Linked DNA regions of Homo sapiens: region 1 is linked to region 2. The links are chromatin loops, found by intact Hi-C in ENCODE. Cell type or tissue: psoas muscle. All regions are shown on one strand. Links, peaks and the distances in the headings refer to the core of each region. The heading gives the core; the rest is flanking DNA. Region 1 overlaps RNF152 (ring finger protein 152). Region 2 has its middle 16 kb from the start of LINC01544.

Region 1 (16,405 bases), core at 4,668-12,667, 130 kb after region 2:
CTGCCTCAGCCTCCTGAGTAGCTGAGACTACAGGCACATGCCACCAGGCCCAGCTAATTTTTTTGTATTTTTAGTAGAGATGGGGTTTCACCATGTTGGCCAGACTGGTCTTGAACTCCTGACCTCAGGTGATCTGCCAGCCTTGGCCTCCCAAAGTGCCGGGATTACAGGCTGAGCCATCGCACCTCACCGGTTCCTTACCTTTTTTAGCTGCCAGTGGCTGCCTGCATTCCCCAGCTCATGAGCCCTTTCCTCACATTACTGTTGTTCTGTCACTATATCTCCTACCACTAACTTTGACTATTCTACCTCTTTTTCATAAAAACCCCTGTGATTACATTGGGCTCAACCAGATATTTCAGGATACACTCACCATTTCAACATCCTTAACCTAATCACTTCCTTGAAGTCCCTTTTGCCATGTAGGTAACATATTCACAAGTTCCAAGGATGAGGTTCCAAGGATGAGGACAAGGACTTCTCTGGGGTCCATTATTCACCACAGAGTAAGGCAAACATCGCCACCCCTGTTGTGCCCATCCTCCCTGCCCACCTGCCCATTTTTCAACTGAGAAAACTCAGGCTCAAGGTTGCCTGAGGTCCAGGGTTGACTTGCCCAGGTCCACACCTGGAAATGAGCCAAGCTGATACCTAATCTTACAACTCCAAGCCCCACGTTCTTTCTGCCACTGCTTATTGACTCCCCGTGACAAGGTGATGTTTGCAATATTTTTTTCTTTTCCAAGCTTCCACTATACAGTTAACAAGAAGTGTTTTTCCTTTCACTCAGTTATCTCTGCTTCTCAGCCAATGCACAGCAAATGGAAACTAACCAAGCCTTTCCCTAAGGTTCAAAGGAACCAGAAAGCCCACCAAGGCAGGAATTCATTATACAGACTACAATGTCACAACCATCTAAGAGACTGGTCATGTAAGAAAGTATATGGGGGAAAAAAGCAAGCTCTCAGTTTTGAGAGTGCAAAATAATCTGAATTTGCTAAGACATACACACAGCAACAGCCTTAAAGGAAACGCACAATAGGTAACACCGGTGTCTTCCATGTTCAACACAATCTATTCAAAATTACACAGGAAACCATCCTCTCAATGATTTTCCATAGTTTCTTCCCCTCTTCCTCTTTCTCAACTGAGCGAATTAAAGAGGGCTGGGAGGTGGTATTTGGAGCCTCAATTAGTCATCTTTTGAACGAGGTATTATTTAAGCTGGGGTAATCAGAAGGTAGTGACTACAATTTTCAGTTTTCTACTATGATGGTCATACTGCTATTGGTAACCTGGAATTTCCTCTCTCTCTCCTTTCACTAGCACATCAGGGAGAAAAGAACCCAGTGCTGAATCATGGCCACTTCAACAATGAGAGAAGTAAACAAGCCAAGCAAAGCTCGCTGCCAAGCTTATATTTCGCCTATGTCTGTGTTCAACCTGACGTGAAAATAGCAGGCGGAAAAAAATCAATGTCACATCAAAATGCAACTGGTATAATAGCAGCAAGTTACATGATTTTCCTGAACTACAGATAACTCACAGACTGTCTCAAATGCTACAAAATACCAGCAATAGGGCTTTTAAAGGTCATGTGGAAGAATTCAAACAACCTAAATATTATATTTTAAATAAGCTAATGGTGGTGGGGAGAGGGAACTGCTGGCTTGTGTTCATGCCAAAGCTGTGCTCTGAAGCTATTATCTTACACAATTATAACCAGTGGGAAGAAGGATTTGAAGGACAGCAAGATTCCCCAGTATCTAAGAAAGAGTCAATTGTGGTCACTAATTCAGAAAAGTAAAACAATGCATTTTGTAAAGCTTTTCAATAAGGATGTCATTGTAAGAGAATTCTGGTTTACCAGGAGTCAACCTTAAAAGTTTAATAAAATCAGGAAGTTCTGGTTCATGTAATTCATTATTTTGATGATATCATAGTGATGGCAGAAGCGGCCTGTTTGGAGCAGCCACTGCAGGGACGCCAGCTGTAGTGGGGGAGGCGCAGCCAGGACTGTGCGTTCCATAGCCCTTACCTAGGGGCTCCTCGAGCCAGGGCTGTGACACCCCCTTTGGGGCTCTGCAATTCCTCGCATCTCCAACTTTCTGGGTGCCACCGTGTTCTCATCCAGATGTGGATGCCCGCAGTAGAAGCCACGTGCAGTGCATCTGGTGCAGCTGCAGCTTCGCATGGAGCCAGCACCTGTGCCAGCGCCTGGAGCTGCCTGCCCCGCTGCAGCCCCTGGTGTGCCTGGCTGTGCACAGTGGCTGGACCCCACACTCGCTCACCACACAATCTCATCACTCCACGTCTGGCTCGCCCTTGGCAGGTGTGGAATCTGGGCTGGTAGCATGAACTGAGCGCAGCTAGCCAGGCCAAGTGGACAGAATGAGCCCAGCAGGTACGAGCAATACCCAGGCAGAAGGTGCCATTGGCCACAGAGGTTTCCGGCTGGTGACTCCCAGAGGATCCCGTGACAAAAGCCTCAAAAATAAACTGAGTAAACTGAAAGAGAGTACACCTGCTAAGTATTCACTACTCCACATACTTTAATCTGACCACGCCATGTTTCCCTACAACCAGGTACTTAAAGAACTCTGTGTTCTAGTCCTGACTCTGACACTAACTCACTATCCTAGTCACATGAGTTCTCTGGGTGTCAGGGTTCTCATCTGCAAGGGGAGAGGGCTGGATGAGATGACCTTCCAAGTTCTTTTCCAATTCTGACTCTAAAAGCTTCTAAAAGCTCCATTAACAAAATTCACTGGCTGATTTCTATCTGAAATGAGATTCTAATTGAGTTGGTGAGTAAAGCGATGACAATGAAGCCAATGTCAAAGACTCTTGAAAACTAAATGCTGGAGAACAAACATAAGCTGGAAAATGACACGGGGAAATACACGATGGGTTCCTGTCCTGGGAACACTACAAGGCTGGGGGTCCCAAGAGTTAATTTTAAAGATGCCTGTTGGGAACTCATCTGCCACAGCGCCTACTTCTTTCATGGCAGCTCTAGCACTCAGCACTAGCCCTGAGTACAGGCACAGAAAGGAAGGGAGGGGATGGGAAGACAGTCTTGAGATGCAAATCCCATATAAAGGGTCATAGCTAGGACCCTTCTAGCCACCAAGGACCCAGCATCACCTTCCAGGTCACTCAGATCCAAGGATGGCTATTCCTGGGAGTTGATAACTGGAGTGTTTAGATTTGATACCCCTTCTTTCTGCTGTCCTTACTCATTCCACATCCTTACTAGAGGTGAGGGGTTGGGGGAGGGGTGGTCGAGCAATCTTTTGTACTTTTGAGGGTCTGCAAACTTAGGCACAGAAAATGAAAAGTGGATTCACAGAGCTGCTGACATCTCTGGGGATTCAGTTCCCCGAACAGCTAGCTCCATGTAACAAATGTGCTCACTGAAGTGGGAGAGCCCAGGAAAAAAGCGACAGGAAAATTGAGGACTAGCTATAAAGCTCATCTTCAAAAAGCCATAATTATCACAATAGTGTCACCTAAGCGTTATTTACAAGCATCTGTACACACAATCCCTCCTCTTCTAATAGCCCTCATTTAGATACAGAGCTATTACCCAGGGCAACATTTTAAATTAATTAAGTAGTAAAACAAGGAGAAACCAGCATTATTCAGTCAAAACTCTAGAGTGAATATAATTAAAATACAGGCAGGGGAACAGGCATAAAAGACACAGAATCTCACTTTTTACTTTGTGCTGATAATTCCTACCCTGACTTGCATTATACGTCAGGGTTCAAGCTCTGTCTCCATTATCCCCAACACTGTAACAGGGAGAAAGTGCAGACACTTTTCTATTTTGCAGATGAGAAAACTGAGACTTAAGGAAATTAAATGATTTGTCCAAAGTCAATTCATGTCAAAAGCCCAGATCTTCAACGCCTGCTCTGGAAACCACACACTATGTCCACATGATTTTATTTTCATGGTGAAACTGAAACAATTTTTATACTAAAAGCTATCAAATATTTTGCCTTGGAACTGCTTTAGAACCTTTAGGGCCTCAGAATAGTCTAGTTTGAATCCTGGCAGAATGAAGCAAATTTTCAAAAGCCATAAAAATGGCTTTTTCTCTTCAAACAGCAACAGGCAAGAGAATGTTCCCCACAATCTGTTGTTATTGCTATAATTTTTCTTCAAACCTACTGTTACTTCCTTTAAATGACCACATCTTCCATCTCATCGCCATGTTCTGACGATACAGGGACACAAAAGTAGCAGATAACACAAGTTCCATATCCTCCAGGGACTCACCAGTCATTAAACAAACAAACAAACAAACAAACAAACAAAAACTGTGGGCTTTTGGTCATTCTAGTTTTGGATAATAGCCTATCACAAAACATCTTTCAGCCTCAGTCCTGTTAATCAATAGTCATTTAAAGTAAATTTGTCATTGGCGTGTATAAACATCTACATTCAAGAGCATTTTCCAAAATAACACATTTGCCTTGTGATTATATAAATAATCAGACAACTAAAACAATAACAACAGGAGCAAAAAACAACTCTAGTCAATCTGAGGTAGTGGGGATGGGTTTAGCTTTACGTTTGGGTCTCCTCTGCTATAATCTATTAAAATAAATGAAGCAGAGCCACCCCAGCAGGGGCTGAAAAAGACAATTGTCTGTCCTTCTGAAATCTCCCTCTGCAGCCACATGCAAACCCTCTACCCCAATTTCCAGGACCAGCCCTAAACTTAGTAGAGACATTTAGGTAGTTTGGTATAACTCTCTGGGACTCCACCCAGGTCCCACTGACTGTGGGCTCGGCTGTGACCTCCTGCCCAGAGCTCTGTGACATTGAGTGCTTTCTTGATTCCTTAGCTCTTTGAATCTGACACTTGTTAGATTCCTGCCAGCCCCTCCCTCCCCCAAGCCCTCTGGAACTATCTCCCCTGGAACCATATACCCTAGGATGAGGAATCTGTCCCTGAGATCCAGCCACTTGTTAGATTCCTGCCAGCCCTTCCCTCCCCCAAGCTCTCTGGACCTATCTCCCCTGCAACCGTATACCCTAGGATGAGGAATCTGCCCCTAAGATCCAGCCACCTCTAGAAATATTTCCCCCGATACCTTCTCCCTAGACTTCACATTCCAACCTATCACCCTGAAGGATGCCCTGGGCCCCAACTCTACTGCAGCCCCTCCACTTCCCCCAGTGGTCGACTTCCACTCAGGGTTCCCACCAAGCCAGTCCGCAGTACTCATTCCTAGGTCTGGCCTTGTTCTTACTGAAATCCTGCATCCTAGCCTAAAACTTCTATATTCCATGGAGAAGAAGCTGGAGAGTGGCCATCCCCATCATCACCCCTGGCTATTTACTTGAGGTCTGCCAGCAGTTTGCATTCAGCAACCTATTAATTGCCTTGCAGACATCATGATGCAGCAAATTTCACTATTTTCACAAAAACAGAGATCCCGTTTTAATAGGAGATGTGCTTAAGTTTGGTCAGCAAGCCTGAGACAAAACAAAAACTAAATTTGGGGTCCCCTGGCTTTGTTCTTACTGTATAAATCATATTTGGGGAAACTCCATGTTTCTTACGCGCCGGGTGATGTCAATATCCAATTACAGGAGGGTGAAGGAGGCCCTTTCTAACCCACATGGGCCCATCTGATGTCCCTCAGCCACGACCCTGTATTATAGACGAGGGCTGGTGGCTCCTACAAGTCATCACCACCATTCAGATGCCACTATGCACTTGTTCCACCTCGCAGACTGGGACAAGTATGTACTTGCTCAAATTCCCACCTCAGTACTTCTGACCAAACCAATTGTTTCAAATAAAACTGGAAGGACTTTTGTCCTTCCCACGGGTACCATCAAAGCCCCTCAGTTTCAGGCTTAGTTGACTGAAGTGAAACAGGCAACAGAGCGTGAGAGGGCTGTTGTGGCGCAAATTCAAACTTGACGTGCTTCAGAAACGTCGCATCAGTTTCACACACTGTTCCCAGGGCTCCCAACACATGCGTCAGAGACATAATTGCAAGGCTAAGGGTTCCGGAGAGTCAGGGAGCTGCATTCCCATGCAGAGCAGGAGATGCTGCCCTTGAAGAAGGGCCTGGAAGCTGCAGAGAAAAGGAGCATCACCCACCTGTGTGGGGCAGGGGAATGGGTTGAGTTGTGTCTCCCAAAAAGATAGTTTGAAATCCTGACACCTAGGCCGGGCACGGTGGCTCATGCCTGCAATCCTAGCAGTTTGGGAGGCCGAGGCGGGCAGATCACTTGAAGTCAGGAGTTCAAGACCAGACTGGCCAACATGGCGAAATCCCATCTCTACTAAAAGTACAAAAATTAGCCAGGCGTGGTGGCAGGCGCCTGTAATCCCAGCTACTTAGGAGGCTGAGGCAGAAGAATGGCTTGAATCCAGGAGGTGGAGGTTGCAGTGAGCCGAGATTACACTATTGCACTCCAGCCTGGACAACAGAGACTCCACCTCAAAGAAAAAAGAAAAGAAAAGAAAAGAAAAGAAATCCTGACCCCTAGTATCTCAGAATGTAGCCTTATTTGGAAAACGGGTCACTGCAGATGTCATTAGTTAAGATGAGGTTATATTGGAGCAGGGTGGGCCCTTAATCCAACATGACTAGTGTCCTTTAATACAGAAAAGACTCAGAAAAGACTCACAAGGAGAGACAGCCATGTGATGACAGGAGCCAAAAGCCAGGAATGCCAAGGACTGCCGACAGCACGAGAAGCTGGGGAAGGGAGGAAGGGTTCTCCCCATGGGTCTCAGAAGTGCATGGGCCTGCCGACACCATGCCTGTGGACTTCCAGCCTCCAAAAATGTGACAGAGTTTCTGTTGTTTGAAGCCACCTACTTGGTTAAGGCAGCCCTAGAAAACTCATCTAAGGGGGAAGCAAGCAACTGAGGAATCATAAAACCCTCCCGATTCAGAAGCAGCACCAAATAGCAAAGAGAAAATGCAGTCACGCACCACATAACGTTTCGGTCAATAACAGATCACATAGAAGATGCTGGTCCCATAAGATTATAATGGAGCTGGAAAATTCCTATTGCCTGGTGATACAGCCATCAGAGCATTGTTGCACTGCAACGCATTACTCACATGTTGATAGTGAGGCTGGTGTAAAGAAACCTACCATGCTGCCGGTTGCATAAGAGTCTAGCACACACAATCATGTACAGTACACAATACTTGATAATGATAATTAACAACTATGTTACTGGTTTCTGCATTTACTGTACTATATTTTTATCAGTATTTTAGAGTGTACTCCTACTTATTTCTTTTAAGTTAACTGTAAAATGCCCCAGGCAAGTGGTTCAGGAGGTATCCAGAAGAAGGCACTGCTGTCACAGGAAATAACAGCTCCATGCGTGTATTACCCTGAAGACCTTCCAATGGGACAAGATGTGGAGGTGGAAGGCAGTAATATTGACAATCCTGACCCTGTGTAACCCTAGGCTAATGTGTGTATTTGTGTTTTAGTTTTTAACAAAAAATGTTTAAAAGGTAAAAGAAAAAAATTAATTTTACAAATAAAAAAAGCTTACAGAAGAAGGATATAAAGAAAAATATTTTGGTACAGTTGTATAATATTTGTGATTTAATCTAAGTGTTATTAAAAAAGAGTCAAAAAGTTAAACAAAATTTAGACATTTATAAAGTTAAAAAGTTACAGTAAGCTAAGATTATTATTGAAGAAAACTATTTGTTATAAATTGAGTGTAGTCTAAGTGTACTGTGTTTGTAAAGTCTACAGTAGTGTACAGAAATGTCCTAGGCCATCACATCCACTCACCACTCACATCCTGAATCACTCAGAGCAACTTCCAGTCCTGCAAGCTCCATTCATGCTAAGTGTCCTATACAGGTGTACCTTTTTTATCTTTTATACAATATTTTTATTGTATCTCTTCCATGTTTGCATAAACAAATACTTATTGTGTGTGTTACAATTGCTTGCAGTATTCAGTATAATAATATGCTGTACAGGTTTGCAGCCTTGGAGCAATGGCTGTACTGTATAGCCTATATGTGTACTGGGCTACACCACCTAGGCTTGTGTAAGTGTACTCACTCCATAATGTTCACATAACAAAATCACCCAAAGATGCATTCCTAAAAATATATCCCTGTCATCAAGTGAGGCATGACTGTACATGTTACGCTTAGTGTCTTAGTCCATTTAGTGTTGCTAGATAGGAATACATGAGGTTGGGTAATTTATAAAGAAAACAGGTTTATGTAGCTCACAGTTCCACTGGCCAGAAGGTTCAAGACTCGGCATTTGGCGAGGGCCTCAAGCTGCTTCCACTTATGGCAGCAGGTGAAGGGAAGCTGGCATGTGCAGAGATCACATGGTGAGAGAGGAAGCAAGGGTGAGGAGGCAGGCTCTTTGTAACAACCAGCCCTCATGGAAACTAATAGAGTGAGAACTCACTCACCAACCCACAGAACATTCATCTACTCAAGTGGGATCTGCTCCTGTGACCTAAACATCTCCTATTAGGCCCCGACCTCCAACATTGGGCATTAAATTTCAACATGAGATTTGGAGGGCTCAGACACCCAAACTATACCACTAAGGAACACAGTGGCTTGGTTAAATTGGAAAAATGAATACAACTCCCTGAGGCCCTCAGAAGAACCTTCCTTCCCAGAAGAAGCTGGACATTCTAATTCAGGTCCTAAGCTGGGGAAGGACCATGAGTGGGAAAAGGTAGGAATTGAGGCTTTTTTCTCCCTTTTTACATGTTAATACAAAGCCCTGCCTCCTCCATCCTGACCCCCCTATCTCCTCTCTGCCTCCTATGCTTACAGAAAGGCACTAGATGCAGTACTTTCATGTCTACCACCTCATTTAATCTTCATGACAATGTGTGTGGCAGAGGAGGCGGCAAAAATTCTCATTCCCATTTCACACACGAGGAAACTAAGGCTCAGTTGGATCAGGGACTGCCCAGAGAGGAGATGACCATCCTGAAAAGAACTTCAGCTGACAAAGCAAGAGCAAGAGGTGAAGAGCAAGAGGCTTTCAAAAAGGTGGGAGGGAAGATTTCTGACTGAGGGGCTTAAGACCCTCCATGAGGGGATCCCACCCTGTGCCCTGGGGACAGGAATGCTAGTGTCATGAAGCTTCGGTAAAAAAACCCAAGCGGACAGGGTTCAAGGAGCTTCCAGACAGCTGAACATGCTGAGGTTCCTGGAGGGTGGCACCCACGGAGGGCATAGAAGCTCCACACCCTGTCCCCCACCCCTCACCCCACGTGTCTCTTCATCGGTATCCTTTGCAATATCTTTTACAATAAACCAGTAAACATAAGTAGGGGTTTCACCAAGTTCTGTGAGCCGCTCCAGCAAATTCATCAAAGCCAAAGCGGGGGTTCTGGGGACCCCAACTTGAAGCTGGTGGGTCAGAAGTTCCGAGGAGGCCCAGACTTATCATTGGTGTGTGGGTAGGGGCAGTCTTGGGGACTGAGCCCTCAATCAGTGGGCTCTGACATTATCTCTGGGTAGACACTGTTGGAACTGAATTAGAGGATACTCAGCTGGTGTCTCTACTTGTGTGCTGATGATTGTTGTGGTGTGAGAACAAAGAAAAAACAGAGAGTTTTCCCTACACACAGCCCAAAATACTATCTTAAAAAAATTTTGAAGACAGGTTAACCAAAGGTTCTGGCAGCCATCCATGTCCAAAACAAACCAAATGTGTTGCCCGTAAAACATTTGCTCTTGAAAAGTAGTCCCTTAGCCAGGCGCGGTGGCTCACACCTGCAATCCCAGCATTTGGAAGGCCGAGGCAGGTGGATCAGCAGGTCAGGAGATCAAGACCATCCTGGCTAACACAGTGAAATCCCATCTCTACTAAAAATACAAAAAAATTAGCCAGGCGTGGTGACACACGCCTGTAGTCCCAGCTACTCGGGAGGCTGACGCAGGAGAATCACTTGAACCTGGGAAGTGGAGGTTGCAGTGAGCGGCGATCGTGCCACCGCACTCCAGCCTGGCAACAGAGTGAGACTCCGTCTCAAAAAAAAAAAAAAAAAAAAAGTAGCCCCTTGACTTTTTTCAGTTGTTCAGGTAACATCACTGTAGACACAATCTGTAGATTCTTCTACTGACTTTTTACATGGAAATAGTTAATATCTTTGGGGAAAAAACTAAGCACATTTTCCAGGCTGGAAAAGCCAAGGCTTCAGCTTTTGCATTCTGTCTCCTTTTGTGCTTCTCAATCTTCAAGCAATCCTGTGTAACCGTATGGCCTGTCCTCAACTAGCATGCTGTACAAAGTGCGTTTTCCTGATTCTGGGCTTCGAAGAGTGCTTGAGAGGTGGGGGCATTACACACTAATGTCCGAGGACATCTGATGACTGGACAAATCTCTTCCCCAAAGCAACACCTGACAAGAGTAAGGAAGTCAGAGCCAGGGCGGAGTGGCAGGTGTCCAAGGTAAGGACAGGACTGAAAGGGTTAAGCTGAACAGCACTGATGATAAGGAACTTGGGTGGTGAGCTCCCGCTCTAATCGGCTGCCTTTTCCATGTATTTTAATCTTTCTCTTTCTGAAAAACACCCAGTCATTGGACATCAGGAGAACCTGACTTCATCTTTCCTGCCCCTTACAGCCACAATCTGTTTCTACCCATAGAACATTTCTGACATCAAACACATGGGTGTCTTCCACCTCAACAACCAAGTCTCCAACTCTCCAACAACAATCGGGTGTCCCAGAATTCAATTCCATTTTGACCCTAACTACCCGGAGTCACAGACCCCACAGGTCAGGGGCTCAGCCCCACAAGTCTGCCCCCATTTCAGACACCAAGCATAAGTCCCAGGCCTCCTGTGCTTCTGACTGACTGGCTATCAGTGGGGTTTCTCACAACCCCCTCTCCGGTTTAGTAACTTGTGAGAACGGCTAGCAGAACTCTGTGAGAATGGCTGGCAGAACTCAGGAACAGTTTATGGCTATTACTGGTTTATGATAACAGATACAACTCAGATCAGCCAAATGGAAGAAATACACAGGGCAAGATTGGGTGCACAGAGCTTCCATGACCTCTTGGGAGGCGTCACCCTCCCCCAGCTCCTCAAAGTGTTCACCGACCAGAACCCTGTCACTTAGGGGTTTGATGGAGGCTTCGCTGTGTAGACATGGTCGATTAAATCATTGCCCACTGGGGACTAACTCCCTCTTTCGCCCTTCTTCCCTACCAGGAGGTCTGGGATGAGGCTGAAAGTCACAACCCTCTAATCACAGAGTTGGTTCCTCTGGCGACCAGCTGGCACTCTGAGGCCAGCTAAGAGCCCACCAAGAGTCATCTCATTAGCATAAGCCAAGGTATGGTTGAAAGGAGTTTATGGTCGGGCACAGTGCTCACGCCTGCCGAGGCAGGTGGATCACCTGAGGTCTGAGACCAGCCTGGCTAACATGGTGAAACCCCGTTTCTACTAAAAATACAAAAAATTAGCCAGGCGTGGTGGCGCGTGCCTGTAATCCCAGCTACTCAGGAGGCTGAGGCAGGAGAATCGCTTGAACCCAGGAGGCGGAGGTTGCAGTGAGCTGAGCTCGTGCCATTGCACTCCAGCTTGGGCAACAAGAGGGAAACTCCATCTCAAAAAAAAAAGGAGTTTATGATGAAAAACAAAAGATATTCCTCTAACCTCTATCACCCAGGAAATTACAAGGGTTTTAGGAGCTCAGTACCAGGAAATGGAGGATGAAAACCAAATATATATATTTCTTATTATATCACAATATCATACCCCTAGAACCTGCAGCCAAATTGTCCGGCACATATACTTGGATACCTACCAATAATCATTCTGGGGAAACCATATCTACAAAATGCCATGCCACATTTTGTCAGCTTGAAAATATTAAACCCTACTGAAAAAATGTAAGGTTTCTTCTTCAGATTTAAATGTCTACTTATTTCAAAATGAATTAGTAGTTCTCTGGGTTTCATAATGTTTAATTCATTAATAACTACAGCTTGAGAATTTGAAAGGAGATTGCTTCCAGGATAAAATTAAATATAAAACTCTAAGCAGTGATTCATGGCTGTTCCTATCTAAATTACTAATCCATGTGACAAACCTGGTTGGCAGCACAAAAAACGCAATACTATTTGTCCCCCATTGCCTTTATAGACTTTGTTGAATTGTTTTTGCAAACTTCCTAAATCCAAGTACTAGATAATCCCCTGCTAGCAGCTTCCATCCCGTTGTGGAATTTAGTTTAGAGTCTCTGTTGCCACAGAGAGTTTCACAATGGACTAATACTTTGTACCTCAGAAAAGAATTTTCTGAACATTAGAGTTTAGACATAGAGCCCAATGGACTTCCAAGGAAACTCACTTTAAGTTGAAGGCAAATATTCCCATGACAGCTGTCCCAATCCCCAAAGAAACCTACAAAAAATCTGCTCAAAAACATTTTTTTAAATGCCTATTTTCTTTTAGTTTGCAAGGAAGGCTAGTCAGCTGAGTGTCAATTACATATCTCCCTGTTAGAACAATCAGGCACTAGAGTCATCATGTTGTCCAACAGATGATATAAGGCTTCTTAAATTTCACCAAGCCCTGGTTATTCTGCCTCCTAAAATTTCTCTCAGGTCTATTCCTCCCACTGCCTGGGTTCATTCTTATGTCTGCGTGGAGGAACAGGCAGGAATATTCCTGGCCATATACTCCCACCTCCAAGGGAATTTGGAGGGCTGAGTGGCACAGGGCCCCACCCCCTGTGGTAACCCCTGCCCAAATCATCACAAAGCCCAGCAAACTAGGTTCTCCCTGCCTCTCATCTCTCCCCAATACCAACCATCCAACCTACTGCTTCTAGACAGCGAGTCGGGCCCAGGTAGCCCCACGGATGGCTACTCCCCACCAGATGCCTTATACACGGGGACTCGTTTATCCTCAGGACAACTTGAGGAAGTCACCCTCATTGTCTTCTTATTACACACCAGGAGCTGGCAGCAAAGATGTTCAAACACTACCCCAAGCTACAGAGTGAGAATCTGCGAGGACAAGATTCACATCCACACTCTCGCCCGCGTTTCTGTGCTTTGAGCCACCTGATCATGCCATCCCATGGCTCCTTAGTACCAAGAGTGAGGCCACACACCCCAGCAGGGCCTACGCATCCTTTGGTGACTTGGCTACATTTCCAGCCTCATCCAACCTATGCCCTCCATCTGCCCTCTATCTCCATCAGTTACTTGCACATGGTATTCCCTGTGCTTCTCCTCCATGTCTCCTCTCCCTGCTGTGTGCTCCTACAGTGACATGTTCATCCCTTCATCAACCATTCACTACTTCCTCCCAACATTGGTGGTGACACCGGGGGTGTGACCTCAAAGCAGCAGCTCTGGCTTTCCCCTACTTGCCCGCTGTCCCCACCGCTGAGCAGCACATGACAAGACAGCCCATAGCTTTGGCACCAAGGAATGCATTAAGGCAAATCATCAGTGAAACTTTAAAAAGCAAAACAACACAAAAAAAACAGACTTAGGGGCTTGTCCCAAAATGACTGTTAGATCCCTTATAAGCTGGGGTGGAGGGATGGGAAGGGCCTTATGTGGGCTTATTAAACACTGCACATCAGGAATTTTTTTTTCTCACCAAACATCAAACATTGCAATCAAGTGAGAGGAGAACACCTAGATGCTCGCCAGCTGAAGTAGGAAGAAAGCCTGTGGCAGATTTTAAATCAGCAAGAGGTGGGAACTCAAGAGTTACCCATGCATGGCAAATACAAAGAGATTGGGGACCGGGTGCGGTGGCTCACACCTGTAATCCCAACACTTCGGGAGGCAGGTGGATCAATTGAGGTCAGGAGTTCAAGACCAGCCTGGCCAACATGGCGAGGCCCCATCTCTACTAAAAATACAGAAAATTAGTTGGGTATGGTGGCATGCTCCTGTAGTCTCAGCTACTCGGGAGGCTGAGGCAGGAGAATCACTTGAACCTGGGAGGCAGAGGTTGCAGTGAGAGGAGACTGCGCCATTGCACTCCAGCCTGGGCGACAGAGTGAGACACCATCTCAAAAAAAAAAAAGAGATGACAAACTGAATCTTCAGCTCAGTCTGGTTTTTATAGTTGTTTCCTGGGAGGAGGGGGAGCAGGGGCAAAGAGATATTTGAAAGGAGTTTGGTTGTTTTGTTTTTTATTTTTTTCATTTTAAGGAGGGAGAGCACCCACTATTGATGAAACTGTTATGGCAACCCCCAACCCAGGGTGAACCGTATGTAAACCAGGCTGAACTCTCCACATCGCCGGCCTCACCATCCTGGGATACAATTCTGACTATAAACTCAGCATCAGATAAACCTAGATATTACCAGCAATGCAGCAGGAAAAATAAAAATAACAACTGAATTCACAGTAATCATTTAAAATGTAAAATACTGCTCTTAAATCCTATAAAATGGCCACGAATGTCCAGTGCACACTAATTCTATAAGGAACCCCCACTGTACTATAAAAATACACAAAACGCACATAAAAATACAACTTTACTATTATGTAAATTTAACCTTAAACAAATATGCTAGCTAACACAAACAATATATTAAATCAATTTTGCTCACCTTCTTAGAACTTAACGAGCCTCCTAGGGGCAATTCAGATACCCCAGCTCCTCACTTAGAAAGCTGTCTGAGGAGATTCATGGTAATGTGTGCAGCTGGGCTTTTCCTGGCTCCTCTCTCCAGTCATTTTCCTCGTAGCCAGCACAGGCATTCAGAACAAGTTACCCACTGTAGAGGTTGGCCTTCGGGTGTTGCTGTAGACTTACAGCATATATCTGTGTTATGTTTCAGGGATGTTTAAAAGCATGTTAAAAATATGTCCCAATATTTCTCTTTTCCTCCTAGCTTATTCCAAGTCTCAAGAGCAGCTACACTGCTCAGTATCAGTTCAGAGACCACAGGACAGAGGTAAACCCAGCCCAGCCACCCCCAGCTGATCCTGCAGGGCACTGGGAAGCCACCAAGGTCATTAGAATAAGTACAGGTTTTAGGTCGGGTGCAGTGGCTCGTGCCTGTAATCCCAGCACTTTGAGAGGCCAAGGCGGGTGGATTACCCAAGAGTTTGAGACCAGCCTGGCCAACGTGGTAAAATCCCGTCTCTACTAAAACTACAAAAATTAGCCGGGCGTCATGGCAGGCACCTGTAATCCCAGCTACTCAGGAGTCTGAGGCAGGAGAATCTCATGAACCCGGGAAGCAGAGGTTGCAGTGAGCCAAGATCACCCATTGCACTCCTGCCTGGGCAACAAAAGCAAGACTCCGTCTCAAAAAATAAAAATAAAAAAAAATAAGTACAGGTTTTAGAAGGAACTTCAAAGTAAATGAATGTCCAGGAAATGAATGAAAAGCATAAATCAGTAGTGTGCCTTGTAGTTATGTGGCAGAAAGACAGAGCAGGGAAGCATGTAGTCAAGTCAGGAGCAGGCATTACAAAGGCAACAGTGCAAAAAGACCAGCAGCATCCACACATCTTCATAGATGACTTAAAATCAGATGGACAATAAATTGCCTATACTTGAGGTTCTTAGGGTTCCCAGTTTCATGATGAGAGTAACTAAAAAGCATTCACCATTTGTAAGAACACAGGTTTTTATAAGCATTTGAGGTTATCAGAAGAGATTCTGAGAATATTCTAACATCTCAGAGGTAATCTCGATTGTTATATAAAATTTCCTAAGTTCACCATGTCTCTCTAAGTAGGATGAGCTAAAGGAAAGCCCAGTCTTAATCATTTCACTGACCACAAAACCCTAATTAGTAAAATCCAAAGAAATAGGGAATGTCTATCCTCAAATTTCAACTGCTAACTCCACAAAATCACTAGGTGGGGTCAAAAGCTGTCAGGGGTCTTCTTCCAATCATACTTCCAAGCAACTCAAGTGTTCAAAGAAAACTGGTCTCCAAGATTCATCTTTTAGGATACATAAAAACAACCCCTACTTCCAAATAAACATGGGCCATGGAGGTATTGTCTCCTGCACCTGACAAGAGATTCTGTTACTGGAAAAGAACTAAATGTGGAATGCCCTGTCACCTCACCACAGACGGCACTAAAGGTGAACACCCAGAGACCCACTTGATAAAGGAACACAAACTTTTGTGTTATTTCCATTTGTTTAGGTTTACTTTACACTCACACCTTCAATAAAGGATGTAGCAAAGTTTGGCATCAAGAACTTAGCTGATCCAGGAGGGTGCCAGGAAGACACCACAGATCATTAGAATAAGTACAGGTTTTAGAAGGAACTTCAAAGTAAATGAATGTCCAGTAAATGAATGAAAAGGAAAACTCATGTAACTGAGTGGGCACACACACACGCACGCACACACATGCACACACCCGGAAGCTTATCATCTTCATAAACTCA
Region 2 (16,405 bases), core at 3,825-11,824:
ATTGTCCAGGTTCTTGGCAATCATTGACAATTTAAAATGTTTCAATTTGCTACTAAAATAGAATGAAAATGCCAGTCATTATCAATAATTTCTCATCCTGAAATTGCAAATTTAGCTTTGATTTTTATAATTAGCTAGAAATGAATTTTAAAAGTCCTCCGAAAATTCAAGGATCTTGTTATACCAAAGGCGATGTCAAATTTGATAATCCTCTCGCTACCTGCCTGCCAATGCTTCGGCAGCTTGTGCCCAGAACTCCCACCCCACAGAAGAAAATGAACTCATTGTGCTGCGGATTATGCTTAGGAACAGAAAGTGAGGATTACGTCATGTGTACAGAGCCAGGAGTGTTACACTCCTAGAAAAACCTAGCATTGTATAAGAGCAGGTCCTTAAACGACACGAATGAAAAGCAAGAACTTCTGTGCCTTTCACAGCAAGAGTCCTCCAACACCCAACCCTGTGCTCCATCACTAAACACTAGCCTGAAGGAAGGAAGGAGAACACACCCTCAAGACTTTTCCTTTCCTCCAGATACATCAGTTTTGCTTCCAGAGTTCACCGTCTTCCTTGATTGCTACAATAAGGAGAATTATGTATCCTTCTGGGTCAGACACTAAAACCAAGTCCAGGCCTGAAACACTGTCCTTGGTCACAGCATTCATTGCCTTTCCTCCAGCTACCTTTCTAGAAGGGCTCTTACACGGCTCTTTTCCCTCTACTGATATCTATCCTCAGATCTTTTGCACCAACCTGAACAACAGCCCACCTTTGACCCCATGTCTTTAGCAAGTTCTCACTTCTCTTCTTCCTGTCTTCACAATCAAGTTCTATTGACTTCCTCACCTCCAGTTCTCTCTCTAAACCATGGGATTCATCATTCCCCAGTGCTGCAGTTAAATTACCTGCATTAACTTGACCACAAATTAATAGTCACCAAGGAGTACAATGGATTCTTCCTGGGCCTTTTTTTTTTTTAACCTTTATGTAACAATTTAGATTATTAATGACATCTTGCTGCGAAAATCTCTTTCCTTTTACATTTCACTGCAGTTTCTCCTACCTCCGGCCACTCATTCTGTTTCCTTTGCTGATTCTTGACCTTCCCATTTGCCTCCTGAATTTTAGGGTTCTCTTAAGTTCCATCCTTGGTCTTCTTGTTCATGTCCTCCATATACAAGTGGGTGCTATCATCTATACTCAAAGTTTTCTCTACCGTAAGACAGCTTTGCTGATGACAGACAAATCTAGATTTCCATTTAAATATTGCACCTACCCAACAAAATCTATTTAAGGCTGAATATTTCCTTTTCTCCAGTATCTACTTATTTTCTAATATTCCCTTTCCTTGTTTATAGTAATAGAGTTGAGCTTGGAACAACAATAGGAGTTAGGAGTGCCAACCGCCATCTTCCCATGCAGTCAAAACTCCACATATAACTTTTGACTCCTCCAATACTTATCTACTAATAGTCTACTGTTGACCAGAAGCATTACTAATAACAGAAATAGTTGACTAACACATATTTTGTATGTGTTATATATATTTTGGATATGTATAAGATACTATATTTTTACAATAAAGCAAACTAGAGAAAATAAAATGTTATTAAGAAAACAATAAGGAAGAGAAACTACTATCCTGCATTAGTCCATTTTCACACTGCTGATAAAGACATACCCGAGGCTGGGTAATTTACAAAAGAAAGAGGTTTAATGGACTTACAGTTCCATGTGACTGGGGAAGGCTCATAATCACAGTAGAAGGCAAGGAGGAGCAAGTCACCTCTTACATGGATGGCAGCAGGCAAAAGAGCTTGTGCAGGGAAACTCCACCTTACAAGACCAACAGATCTCATGAGACTTATTCACTATCATGAGAAGAGCATGGGAAAGCCCTGCCCCCATGATTCAATTATCTCCCTCCAGGCCCCTCCCACAACATGTGGGAATTCAGGATGAGATTTGGGTGGGCACACAGCCAAACCATATCATATTTTTTACGTGGAAATGAATCATCATAAAGGTTTTCATCCTCATCATCTTCATGTTGAGGAGGCCAAAGAGGAGGAGGAGGAAGAGGGGGGTTTCTCTTGCTGTCTCAGAGGTGGCAGAGGCAGAAGAAAATCTGCATATAAGTGGACCCACAGTTCATATCCATGTTGTTCAAGTGTCAACTGTTCTAGTGAAGCCACAATCTTTTGTACTTTTCCCCCAACTTTATCTACCTCTTGCCTATCCCAAATTGTTTACTGAATTCTACTTCATGAAGCAATGAACTTATCTCTCTTTAATTGCTTCAACTCTGGCCTTCACAATTTCTTACTAATGACAGCAATCACCGCCTAATGGTTCTCTCTAGATGCAATGCTGCCTCTTCTAGTCTATATTGCCAATAGAATTTTTATTTCTAAAAATGCACATTGGTTTATGTCACTGCTGACTTTAAATCACTCAGGGGCTTACCTATATTGTCAATATACAGCTCAAAGCTCTTAGCATGACTGTCAAGACTTTCAGGTTTTGACCCTTACTATTTCTCTGATCTCAAATTTTAACATCTCCAAATGTACCTGCATTCTACTCAGATATGCTGTTCATATGTTTGTGTCTTTCAACTTGCCCTCTATCTGCAATGTTTTTGGCCAATGTCTTCTGGCCAGTAGCTACCATCTTTCAAGACTCAGCTCAAACATCACCTCCTCCAGGAAGCCTTTCCTCTGACCCATTCTCAGGATAAGGTGGCAGCCGTTTTTATGAGCTACCAACCATCATGTCCTCACCCATATTATGAAACATTTGCCTGACATTGTAATCATTATTTGTCTTGATCTTCCTCTCCCACTAGACTATGAGCAACTTGGAATCATACTCCATTCATCTATCTGTCTGCAGAGCTTAGCTCCATGCTTGGCACAGGCTTTATTGAATACATAAGCAAAATAACAACGAAAAGAAGGAGAAGTGTCACTAGCTAAGAATATAATGACTATAGTCCTGGAGACTACAAGAAAAATAAATAACAGATTCTACAGAAGGTTGATTTAGAGAGGAGTTTAATATTCAAGCTATTAGTCATGGTGATGCAGTTCATTACATAAATAGACAATGTGTAAGACTGCAATAATATCAACATTCATTGAGCATTCATTCTATACATATTTAAACCTTAATACAAAAATCAGGCAGCACTATGGTAGCACAGGGAATAAAATAGATAATTCTGCCCTCCCTGCCACTACCCTGTTCATGTAATTTATAGCTGATTATTTCAACACCTCTTCTATATATGCCAGGCAGTATCCTAAGTGCTTTATATGCATGTCCATTTAATCTTCATAATGACCCCAGTGTACAGAGGAAAAGAAGACTCATAGAGATTAGGTAATTTGTTGAACATCATACAGTATGTGGGAGAACAATGATTTAATCCAAAGCCTGTCTGATTACTCTTTCTGCACTTAATCATCACACTCAACAACAAAACAAATTTAACTTGAAGATCACTTGTATTCTATTTAGATATTGGGTTGTTGGGGCCTCCATACAATTCTTTTTATTTATTTATTTATTTATTTATTTATTTATTTATTTATATATATTATACTTTAAGTTCTAGGGTACATGTGCACAATGTGCAGGTTTGTTACATATGTGTACATGTGCCATGTTGGTGTGCTACACCCGTTAACTCGTTATTTACATTAGGTATATCTCCTAATGCTATCCCTCCTCCCTCCTCCCGCCCTGGGGCCTCCATACAAGTCTAAAAGTTATGTAGGAAGTTTATTTCAACTATCCTGTTATAGTTAACTATCCTGTTATATTGTAACTATCCTGTATATTTTATAAATCCTGTATATTATATATATTTTATATATCCTGTGTATTTATATATATTTTTTATATCCTGTATATTTATATATATTTATATATATTTTATATATCCTGTATATTTATATATATTTTATATATCCTGTATATTTTAACTATCCTGTTAGTTTTAGTATGGGAAAGAAGATTTATAATAAAAATTGATCCAAGAAACTATGGAAGTTTTGCAAGTGAGCATTTATGTTCCAAAGCTGTGAAAATACGGATTTTAATGTGATTTATCACCCACTTCTGATGTTTGGAACATGGAGAATGGAGGGATGGAAGGGGTTTGAGAGGCAAGAACTTTACCTTCAGCAAGTGCCATGCCTCAGGATAGCTTTGTCTATTCATTCTCACAAAAGTGAGGATATTCTGAAGCTACATGAATATGATTGCTATACAAAAGGCCACTTTCTACAGGAGCAACAAGATTATCCAAAGTGTTCAGAAAAATAAATTTGTATCCCATTGAAATGTTCTTTAACAAACGAATTCTGCAGGGGGAAAGGGAATTTTGCTGCAGTATTCACTGGGAGAGTGGAGCTAGAGCCCGAGAGTGCCATAAAAGGCAATGGCAAAGTCTACAACAAAAAAGGCAGCTGCCTTTTTCTCTGTGGTTCCAGGAAGACTTTCTGGAGTCCTTAGGTAGGGAGATATATATATATATATATATTTTTTTTTTTTTTTTTTTTTTTTGAGATGGAGTCTCACTCTGTTGCCCAGGCTGGAGTGCAGTGGCATGACCTTAGCTCACTGAAACCTCTGCCTCGCGTGTGTTCAAGCAATTCTCCTGCCTCAGCCTCTGGAATAGCTGGGATTACAGGCACCTGTCACCATGCCCAGCTAATTTTTTGTATTTTTAGTAGAGACATGCTTTCACCATGTTGGCCAGGCTGGTCTCAGACTCCTGACCTCAGGTGATCTGCTGGCCTCGGCCTCCCAAAGTGCTGGAATTATATGCATGAGCCACTGCACCCAGTCAAAATTTGTGTTTCAATGGAAAAATAGACACTGTCTATAACATATCTTTCCCCATAATCTGATTCTGACTCTATGGGATCTATTCTATAACTGTGTAAAGCATAAGTGACTGACAAGAACACAGGATCATCTTTTCTGTAGACACACAAATGAATTCTGACTGGGGCAGGGAATACCCTCCCCACCATGGAAAAACCAATTTTGCCTCCATTTGCACATTCATTTCAAAATGCCTTTACTCTTTTACATTTTATTCATTATCTTATTCCATACTGAGCATAACATCTGCTGGGTTCTCTCATTATGAGTAAAGTAAACACTTTAACATGAGTTCATTTTTATATCCTTATGAGAGTCAAGAATTTATCTTTTTTTTTTGAAAATTATCTTTCAACACTTTATTCCCAGCAATGCCTCTTCCTCCTTGACCCAGCTATGAACTGAGCTGCAAAGTGTGGACGTGCCCAAGTGTTGAGCTTCAGATCATGGCTTTTGTGTTGGGAGAAGTTAATGCTCATCTTTGGCAAGCTTGGGGGTTTCTACAACCCACAAGTTGACAAATGGCTCCCTTTGATGTTCTACCCATAAGCTGAGGTTTCAAACAATTGCTCAAAAAGGCATGGCATTTTTAATCAGCTTTATTGAAGTATTACTTATATACATTAAAATTCATCGATGTTAAGCATGTTGTGTGATGAGCTTCAACAAATGCATAGTTACCTACCATCACCACAACCAAGACATAGACATTTCTATCACCCTAAAATGTTCCCTCATGCTCCTTTGCAGTCCATCCCTGCTCCCTACTCACAGCATCTGGTAATCATTGAGTCTAGAACTTCATATTGTGGGAGACCAGAATATACCACCCTCAAAATATGAAGGATTGCTGAATTGCAGTTAAGAAGAAGCAGATACGGGAAAGTTCTCTCTCCTTCCTCTATTTGCCTAAAAGCAGGACATAAACTTAGGAAGACAAAAAAGTATCTTACCTGCCTTCCCTTATACCAGGCAGAACAAAGGTTAATCACTGAAGATAACTTTAGACCCTTATGATCCTAGAGTTGGTTATCAGAGGAATCTAAATTAACATGCATTAACAACTGGCTTTTATCTGCCATTTATTTCCCTTCCCACAAGTTGCCACCCCTAAATACTCAAAGTCCTTTCTTCTGTCTTATCACTTCTTTAAAATCCTTGGGAAACACTCATTCCCTGGGTGTCTCTCATGTATATATGAAATATGCCTGTGAATAAACTTGCTTGTGTTTCTCTTGTTAATCTGTCTTTAGTTACAGGGTTCTATTTCAGCTAAGATCCTATGAGGGTTGAAGAAAAAATTATTCTTCTTCCTCTACAATATAAATAGGACTATGCAGCATTTAGTCTTTTGTGGCTGGCTTATTTCACTTAGCATAGTGCTTTTGAGATTCATTCATGTTCTTGTATGTGTCAATAGTTCATTACTTTTTATTGCTGAGTAATATTTCACTGTATGGATTTACCGCATACATTTATCCATTCATCTATTGATGGTCATTTGGATTGTTTTCAGTTTGGGGTTATTATCAGTAATAATACGTGAGATTACTGGGTCATATACAAAGTATATGTTTAACTTTGTAAGAAACTCCAACACTTTTCCAGAGTAGCTATACTATTTTATGTTCCCAGCAGCAGTACACAAGCACATAGCTCCACGTCCTCACTAGCACCTGGTATTGTCAATCACTTTAATTTTGGCTTTTCCAGTGAAAGTACACTAATAACTCATTGTAGTTTTAATTTGCATTTCCTTAATGATGAATAATATTCAGCATCTTTTCACTTGTCATCTTTTTACTTATTTGTCATCATTTGTCTAGGGTAAAATTTCCATTTAGATCTGCCCATTTTTAATCAAATTGTTTATCTTATTATTGAGTTGTAAGAGTGCTTTATACACTCTAAATACTTTATGAGATATGTGTTTTGCAAATATTTTCACCCAGTCTGTGGCAAGAGAAAGGCATTCTTATTATTTTGACAAATAATTTGCTAATTCAGACTGCCTGGAAATGCAAACCAGTATACTGTGTAATGACATCTGCCGAGCAGCAGCCAGACTCTGGTGGAGGGAAATAAACAACGTAAAGTTCCAAAATTTGGCCTGAGAAAAACTGCTGCTGGCTTTCATCATCATCTCCTGATTTTCTAGCATTTTATTTACTCCAGTTATTTTTTCTCCTGCGTTACTTGCTTCATGTAACTGTTCCCGTTTTAGGCAGAAAAATGTATATGGAACGTCTGTTTGTTTCTCTCCTGATGCAAATGAACACCCTAGCTTCTGCATTTCATAGTGAGCCCCTAATATAGTCTCAGTAGCAACAATGCAGCTCACATGAAAATTGTTTCCAATTATTTCCAATTTAACCTCTGAATGTCATACCATCACCTCTGACTTCTTCTGAGGACCATCTTCCCAGACTTCTTGGGTCTTTGGGGAGTAAAAAGGAGAAAGTTCCCATGTGAAGGTTGCCTGTGATGTTCATTGTTTTGTTAAAGCACTAATCTGCCTTAGAAAATAATTTCTTCTGGAAATACAGTCGAGGTCCTGTGGTTAGTAGGATTGGGCCAGTGGTACTCGAGCCAAGTACCACAGACGGCATGATTTGGCACATACGTTACAGCTTTTCATCACATCTGTCTCTTCTCAAATATCCAGAGGGGAAAAAAACATGGATGGTTTTCTGGGGTTCCTCTGCAGATGAGAACACTAAATGCCTACCTAGTACCCATTCTATAGTTCTTCCTTAGTAGAGAGACCTGATGTAATGCAAAGCACCCAGCTGAAGAAATTATGTTTCTCGGCCACTCTCCAAGATAAGGGTGGCCATGTGATACAGTTCCAAGGAATATAATTTAAGCAGAAGTCAGGCTGGGCTTTTGAGCCCTCGCCTTTCTCACGGCAAGTCTGCTTTCCTGCAACAGCCATCTTCTGACTGATCCTGAGGGAAAGGCCACAGAGTCACAGAGAATGTGGCCTGGCACCTTCACCACCGAACCAATGCCAGCAACTATCTACCTCTGGACCTCTCGTCATGAGAGAAAAACCAACCCCCAAGTTGTTCAAGATGTTGCTTTTCAGTTGTCTTTTTTTATGGCTGTACACAATCCCTGACTAACAACTTGGGTTCTAGTTTCTGCCTCTTTACTGAGCAGCAATGGGAACTACCCCTCTCAGATTCCCGGTTGTCTTCATTTATAAGGAAGGGTGGAAAAAACAGAAAGTGCCTCACAGCCATTCCAGCGGGAAGCATCCACAGTTCGGAGGCACCATTTCATCTTCAGTGTACCAGACAAATTTTTCCAGATCAGGTAACTCTGGTGACAGGAAGCTCAGGCCACAGTTCGGGCTTGACTGGGATATGCTGATGCCCCAGTTGTTTCTGACAGTTACAGAGGATCTGCTTCCTTACTCAGCCCCAGGTCCTACTGAATTAATTAACAGCAGATGGAGTACCATTTTTTTGTTTGTTCTGAGGACATATCTCCTCAAATTTCCAGGAGAATCCCCATCTTTAATATATTTTTCCTAGCACTCAGATGCCCATCTTCACATAAATCTTCTGTCTCTCTAACAGTATGTATGCTTGTCACATCATGTGCTGCGTTTGGCGTTTAGATATGGCCTCCTGCTCCTCATAACCCCACTCTGCTCCACTCTGAAGCCTAGGTCACTCTTGACCTCCCTGCCCCCACTCCCTGTGTGTTTCAGGCACGTCACATGCAGTATCACTTCCGGTTCCTCTTGGCCTCACCCCTGCTCTGGCCATGGCCATGGTGACCAGGTCCACTGGGGCTTTGCCAGCTTCCCACAGATATGGCCACAGAGGGTGCCTCATGCCAGGTCTTCTCTCCTTGGCTCCTGCCTCCAGCCCTGGAGCATCTCTAACAAGGAGCTGCTCAAAAGAGCCACCCAGACTGGGGTTTAGTGACAGCAGGGTTCATGGATAAATGCTTCCCCCCGGCCCCTTTAATGGCCAGTTCTTAAGGGCATTTTATGAAGCTTCTCAGAAGGTTCCAGCAGGACTGAGAACGAGATGCTTGTGTCAATGATACTAGATACTAGATACTACTAGATAATGCATTCTTGTTTTGGCTTTCCCTCCCCGTCCCTCACCCCTGCTCCTAAAGATCATGTATGCCTCCAAGTAAATTACTGGTAGGTAAGCCTTTCTTAAGCCCTTTTTCAGCAGAATTGAAGTTGAGGCAGAGGATATTAACAAACAAGTGTGTGTGTGTGTGTGTGTGTGTGTGTGTGTGTGTGTGTGTGTGTAGGATTTTTCTCCTGCCTTTCCAATTTTGGGTTTAGTCACTAATACACTGATTCATTCAATCTCAGTTCCCACCACGTAATGGAACAGTTACATCCCTGCTTATGCAATCGTTCCCTTCCACGCAGTTTTGCACAACTCAGATTTTGCGTAAGTCAAAATCTGGGTTATTGCCCTGGATATTAAAGGTGCAGAACCTGCTACACAAATATTTATGTGTATAATATCACTGAAACTTGTTTTCACTGTTGAAGCCACCAAAATATTTTCACATGTTGGTCCCCAGGGGCTTGGCATTTTATTTTTTTACTCTAAATCAATTGCCTTCAGTTTACAAATGCGCCTCCACTGTTGTTTTATCCTGGTGGCTTTTGGACAAGATTGGAAGGCTATGAGAGTAAAGACATAAACACCCTGGAAATAGGATGAGTTGGTGCAGTAAGAAACTCCACCGGAGCCCCGTAAAACTGAAAGTGAAAAGCCTGGCCTCTTGGAATTCATGGAGTCTATACTGCAGCTTAATATGTGTTTTCATACATAATGCAACCTTTCCACATCTCTTACATGCTATCAGCACCTTCCAGAACAATTTGAAAAGGGTCATATTTGCATTAGGCATAGCTTATGGGACCTGGGGGCAGCTGTCCCTGATCAGGAATCATAACAGGGAAACCTCATTTGCAATCACCATTTAGCCTCTCTCTCCCTCAGATAGTAGAAGGACTGGAAGTTGTTTGTTCCTAAGCGTTTTGTGATATTTATGAGTGGCCTTATTTTAAAAAGTCCCCATTAGTCTGTTTATTTTTAGGTATCATATTAAATGCACCAGCAGAAAAATACAAGATCAAAGCCCCCAAAGGTCAAATGCCTGCTTCTTAGCTGGAGTCACACTGTTTAGAAGCTGAAAGCAGCCAAGTCCCACGACATTAATATCCTGGGAAAGAATGGAGCACTCTCATCCCTCAGGGATCCTTTCCCGGGTTCAAAGGCATTTTGCACTCTATCAGGTGAAAGGAAACACACATTAGCCAAATACAGGCAGACTTCACAGATGCAATAAAAGATTCCCAGTAGAGCTCCTTAAAGCTCCTCTGACTGATCTTCGACTTCAAGGTTGTGCCTAAGCAAACTGCATTGGAGCTGATGTGTTCAAATGTGGCTAACAGCTCACCAGAATCAAGCCAATCTATGCCTTCAGCATATCTCTTCTACAGGCTGAGACATGTGCTTGGGCTCAAAATGTCCAAACCTCCCCCACCATGGGCTCCTTATACTCCCAGCTAGGTAGGAGGATCAGTGATGGCCTATCAAGAATAGAAGAGACTCACTCCCTCTGCTGACTGCCATTCTTGATATTATCTAAATATTTTGAGCTTAAATTTAAGTTTAAAAATCAGCATGGAGCAAAAAAGCATAGACTGGGCATGGTGGCTCAAAATGCTCTAATACCAGCATTCTGGGAGGTCAGGGAGGGAGGATCCCTGGAGTTCGGAACTTCATGACGAGCCTGGGCAACATGATGAAACCCTGTCTCTACAAAAAGTATAAAAATCAGCCAGGCATGGTGGTGCACGCCTGTAGTCCCAGCTACTCGGGAGGCTGAGGCAAGGGGATCACTTGAGCCCAGGTGGTTAAGGCTGCAGTGAGCCATGACTGCGCGGCTGTACTCCAGCCTGGGTGACAGAGCAAGACCCTGTCTCTAAAAAGACAAAAACCAAAAGGATGTGATCTTGTTCATATGCCTAGAAAGGTCATTATCAACATTTAAACTATCACAGAAAAATGCAATGCCCTGATCCTTTAGCTCTTTATGTGTCTACGGGCTCCCAATATCTAACACATATTCTTCCTTCACAAAGCCCTTCAAATAGAATGGAATCTGGACTCAAAATTTGCTAGCTCTGATGAGAAAGAGGACCCGGGAACAAGCCCTCCAATGGCACAAAGAAGCCCTCCTTTTCCCTTCTACTCGAGGTTAAGATGGAGAGGTGTCAGCAGTTCCTGAACACCTCTGCCCTAAGGGACTTCAGACAGGAACAAAAAAATTAAGGGACTTTGGACGATTGTTCCCAGCAGAAGCCTGGGAAATGACCAAGTCAGGTATTTGCTAAACTATTTAATGAGGCTGCATAAGCAATAAGGAGAACTTGATAGAGCTTTAGGGTCACTGAGGTTTCCAGGGTGAATTAAAGCAGTGAAGTAAGAGGAGAGGATTTAAAAATTAACCTGCGTGTGAATGTACTATGTTCGGAACAGGAATTAAAAAGCAAACAAGGATTAATTGATCCCCTCCTCCCTCCCAAGCTGCACGCTGGCATTTCAGGAGCAAAATGGATTGGTTGAGAATGCACTCTGCTGGGTAATTAAACAAGGAGGTCGATCAATACTCAGTAGCTGGGATTTAAATACCCATTGAAAAGCTAACAGAGGAACCCAGAAGGGAACAGAAGAATTGCTGGTTGGCTCAGGCAAGATTGGATCTTAAGGTTTCTGCATGTAAAAAATGAACAACAACCAAAAAAAGCACCTCGTTCTTTTCACCTCTCTAACTTTAAAAACCTCTTTGATTCAGTATTAGCCCAAACAAAAATAAGGATCTCCACTCAGAGCATTTCTCTTGGTGGCGAGTGACAGATGTAAAGGGCCCAATTTGTGATTACGTGGTTCACTTCTACAACTGCAATTAAGCTGCCCGTTAAATTCACGTAGCTAAATAAAAATTACAATCAGTTACTTATTAGCTACCTTGAACCTGCCTCCCTGAGAGCTAGAGGGTTGGTGAGAGAGCCAATTCACAGCAAAGCTAAAGTGATCTGCCTTGCTTAGTTGTTGTGGTTTTCAAATCAGATAGGTCATGAGCATCTGTGTATGCATAAACAACTGAAACTGCCCAGAGATGTCTCATGGCTAATCAGATCAGTAGGCCCACCAGCCAGCAGCCAAGACACTCAACTCCCAGTTGGATGAACGTGATCTAACTTTGCTGCAAATACGGGCCCTGGGCTCTTCTCTTCAGCACCCACCTGATGAAGAAGGGAAATAATGAGACCAAAGACAAAGGCAGGAGCAGAACAGGCTTTTCTTCAAAGCCCATGAAGGGGAAAAGACCCATTATGAAGGGAGGGTTACGGGCAGAGAACTCGCCAGGGCTGTTGATGATATTGCTGTTGTTGGTTGGTCTTAGGATTCTCTAGGGAGGAGATGAAATAGAAGGAAAATCTAGGGGTAACAGCTCACAATTGGCCCAGTGACTAAAGGCCACCTTTCAGGGGTTCATTCAGGATTTCCTCGATTCCTGGGCTCACCTGTGAGGCACCAGTTTTCTCCACTTCCTGCTTGTAAACCCATGCATTATAAGCTTTCTTGATGGGAGGACTGAGGGAGAAGATAACCCTACAGTGAAGGGTGCTTGGAGACACAAATAGCTAAAACACACCAGAGGAGGCAATTGATTTTATCCAAGAATCTACCTGAATTTACCAAGGATTACTTCTGGGTATCTTGGAGGATTTGTATCTTAAAGGATCCAAGTTATAAAATTCTAGAGTCATTCATGGAGATGAAAGTAAAACAGTGCTTATTAGGGGCTGGGGGAGTGGGGAATAGAGAGTTAGTGTTTAGTGGGTTCAGAGTTTCAGCTGGGGATGGTAACAAAGCTCTGGCAATGGGTGGTGGTGATGGTTGCATGACTATGTGAATGTACTTAATGCTACTGGAGTATGCACCTAAAATGATTAAAATAGTAAATTTTATGTTATATGCATTTTACCATAACAAAAAAAATTCTAGAGTCAGCGAAGACAATGTTATTTCCTGTATAATCCATATAAACCTACAGCCTACTACTTTTGAAACATAGAAACTTCTCCATGTTTCCAAAATTACATTACCGAGGGATGCCAAAAAGAAAAAGACTTTAAGGGATGGGAGATGCACCTGTATCCATTCTACCCAGAGCACTCACATGAAACATTTCCCAGAGAACATGGCAGCCCAGGTCCCTGTTTCGTTTGCCTCGGTGCCCTGTGCCCCGTGCCCTCCCCATATCCAGGCAAAGCTGCTGAAGACCCAGAGCGGCCTTCTGGTCACCAACCACCTGCTCTTCTGATTTTCTTTCTGAAACATCATTCTCTCTTTCTTTCCCAATTTCAGGAGAGAATCTAATATACTCATTCACACTGAGGTGTAAGGCTCTAAGAAGATGTACACTGCCTGCCCAGGGATATATCCAGTTCACCTGGAAGCTAAGCAAGAAGAATTAAAATACAGAAATGGGAATAAAGTTTGCAACCTCTCCAACCCTTTGTTCCAGGCTGCTTTTTACGCCTCAAAACTTACCAGATTTTGTCTGCACCTCCCAGACAACCTCAGAAATGTGTTTCCCAAAAATCTCTTTCCCTGGTCAGTTTCTCTGTCATGCACTACTTTCAGAAACCCAGACTATCCTCTGGCCCATCAGCCCTCATGCCCAGAGACCCATGCCAAGTTAAGTTGTTCATTGGGCACAGATATGTCTCCAAGGCACCTTCTAAATCTGTCAAGGCCAATTTAGGAACAGAAGGTTGAGGCCAGATGGAAAAGTTGGGAAAGCACCCATGGAGAACAGAGCTAGCCCAGGCCTGGAGGCACAAGATCACTAATCTGATGAGTGGCTCCAATCAAATGAGACCACATGGACATTGGCAAAGAGCATAAGGAAAGTTCTCTCTTCACTCAAGCCTGTAGCCTGTCCTAGAACAAAGGAGCAAAGGTTCTTTCAGCATAAACATTGCCGACTCTCTGGAGGAAAACAGGCTCTTTTTTATATTTACAAAATCAGAACCAGCAGAGGCCAGACCTAGGAATCTGTATTTTTAAAAGGCTCCCCAGGAGCAATGGAAACCACTGGTCTAAATTAAAAAGTGATGACAAATAAAAAAGCCAACATAGGGTGTTTTGTGTTCGCTCTCATTCTATGGTGTTGTGGACATCCATAGAGAATGTGCTATTTATCCTATTTATTTACTTGTTTTTCGAAACAGCAAAAGGATACTGAGATAGGAGACTTTGCTCAACAAGCCAGTGCTAATCACCATAAAGGGTCTGTTGTGTCACACTCTGATGAATCACCACATGTCAGCAGGGACACAGCCAACGGAAATATGTTCTATGGCTTTGGTTTCCTCTTTTCCCTTGATGCATGAAAAAATCCTTTTCCCCAAGCTAAGTTTAGGGCAAGAGGCTCTTTTTGTTTGTGAATGGAGGCAGTCTGAGGGTGAAACAGGATGCCCCAAACAGAAGGAAGGGCCCAAGGAAATCTGCCATCTGGAGAGTGAGCTGTAGGGGCACCTTGGATTCCTATGCAGAATTGTCCTTAGATTTAGGCAACAGCCTGGCGAGCCTGACTCTTGCTGAACAGAGAGGCTGTGCCTCTCTCATGTGAAGAGTGGATGTCATCCACACACGTGGGGGAAAGGACTCCTTCAGGGGCTCATTCCTCCTCCATCTGAGGGCGCTCCCACCAGTCTTTCACTATCTGCCTCCATCCACTGCTCCTCAGTACCTTGGCCTCAGCCCTCTTTGCTTCCTTCTCAGCCTCTCTATTTCTCCCAGTCACCCAGCCTTAGAATCTTTGTGGCCAGGCACAGTGGCTCATGTCTGTAATCCCAACACTTTGAGAGGCCGAGATGGGAAGATTGCTGGAGCCCAGGAGATCGATGGTGCAGTGGGCTATGATCATGCCACTTCACACCAGCCTGGGTGACAGAGCCAGGCTTGTCTCTAAAAATAATACTAGCAATAATGAAAACAAACAAACAAACAAACAAAAATAATCTTTTTCTCTATGAGACATAATGGAAAGAGAAACCGACTTGGGGTCTGAAAATCTGAGTCTGGATCCCAACACTGCCAGTTCTCCAGTTCTCGGCCGTGTGACTTTGAGCACATCCCTGACATGTTTATATAGCACTGCACCTCTGTTTTTTGTTTGTTTGTTTGTTTTGTTTGTTTGTTCGAGACGGAGTCTTGCACTGTCCCCCAGGCTGGAGTGCAGTAGTGCGACCTTGGCTCACTGCAAGCTCCACCTCCCGGGTTCACGCCATTCTCCTGCCTCAGCCTCCCGTGTAGCTGGGACCACAGGCGCCTGCCACCACGCCCGGCTAATTTTTTGTGTATTTTTAGTAGAGACGGGGTTTCACCGTGTTAGCCAGGATGGTCTTGATCTCCTGACCTTGTGATCCGCCCGCCTCAGCCTCCCAAAGTCCTGGGATTACAGGCATGAGCCACCGCGCCTGGCCACACCTCTGTTTCTAATAACTGCCCGATCCACACCTCTGCACTGTTGTGAGAATCAAATAAACTATGTGAAATACTTTGTATGCTTATTTATCTCTTCACACATACACACGTATGTCTTGTTTTTGACATACCGTCTTGGTTGCTGCCATATTGAATCAGCCCCCAAATCCTGCTGATTGTGGTCTTGTTTGTATCCCTCGCATACATTCTTGCTTTTCCATATTCATTGCTATCACTGCCCTCCAAATATATTCCTTCAAGTTGACCTTCACTGTAGGTCATTCAAGATTACAGTATTAGGTTCTTAGCCTTCTGGCAGCCATCAGTGGTTAGAGGGGTGAAGGCCACAGTCTCCTCCCCACCACCTCTCAGCCAGGTGGTCTGCTGTAATGAGATCAAGACTCAGACCAAACTCTGACACATAGAGAGACCTATCAGCCAGCAGCAACGAAAACATCAGACCACCTGGTTTGCAAGCTCAGCAAACATAGGACCACCTGGTTTATCCTAGCTCTCTGTCCTTTCATTCCAAGCAGATGTGACAAGGAGCTAGCAGCAGGGTTCAGTTAATTGGTCAAATGACACGATTCTCCTTAAGCAAATGAACACAGAATCTAGCAGAATTCTAAGACTTGGGGGACACTCCAGAGGGTGTGAGCTGCTCATGCCCTAATCACACAAAGGCAAGGACCCCTGTGCAGCCTTCCTAACCGATCCAACAAACACCACTCGTTTCACCAATAAAAAATAAAATCTAACACCCAGTATGCTAATAAACAAAAGTTCTGGTGTCCATTGGAAATAAATATAACTGAAGTGCTAGTATCACAGTCTGGAACATAACAGAACTACCCCTAATACTTCTGAAATATTAGGAAACTTCAAATACTAAATAACTGTGCTTAGAGCATTAAGCAAACTGAAATACACATCATCAACATATGTTTTAAACA

The links. A loop is a pair of places that touch in the nucleus more often than their neighbours do. Peaks named below come from ENCODE experiments on the same cell type or tissue, not always from the same donor. Only the 100,000 strongest peaks of a DNase experiment are listed, where the experiment ranks them.
Region 1: it touches region 2 in a loop (2.7-fold over the local background); 5 of 110 quality-filtered maps call a loop at or near these places.

What each region holds. Positions count from the first base shown.
Region 1 is chr18:61,853,400-61,869,804 of GRCh38, forward strand. The region is part of intron 1 of RNF152 (ring finger protein 152); the gene reads right to left. Among named protein-coding and RNA genes, the nearest start is that of RNF152, 31 kb to the right of the region's middle. In psoas muscle, for the core only: no CTCF peak of the experiment used is centred there; no DNase peak of the experiment used is centred there.
Region 2 is chr18:61,724,414-61,740,818 of GRCh38, forward strand. No RefSeq gene overlaps it. Among named protein-coding and RNA genes, the nearest start is that of LINC01544, 16 kb to the right of the region's middle. In psoas muscle, for the core only: no CTCF peak of the experiment used is centred there; a DNase peak (open chromatin) is centred at 8,678; H3K27ac peaks cover 2,700 bases.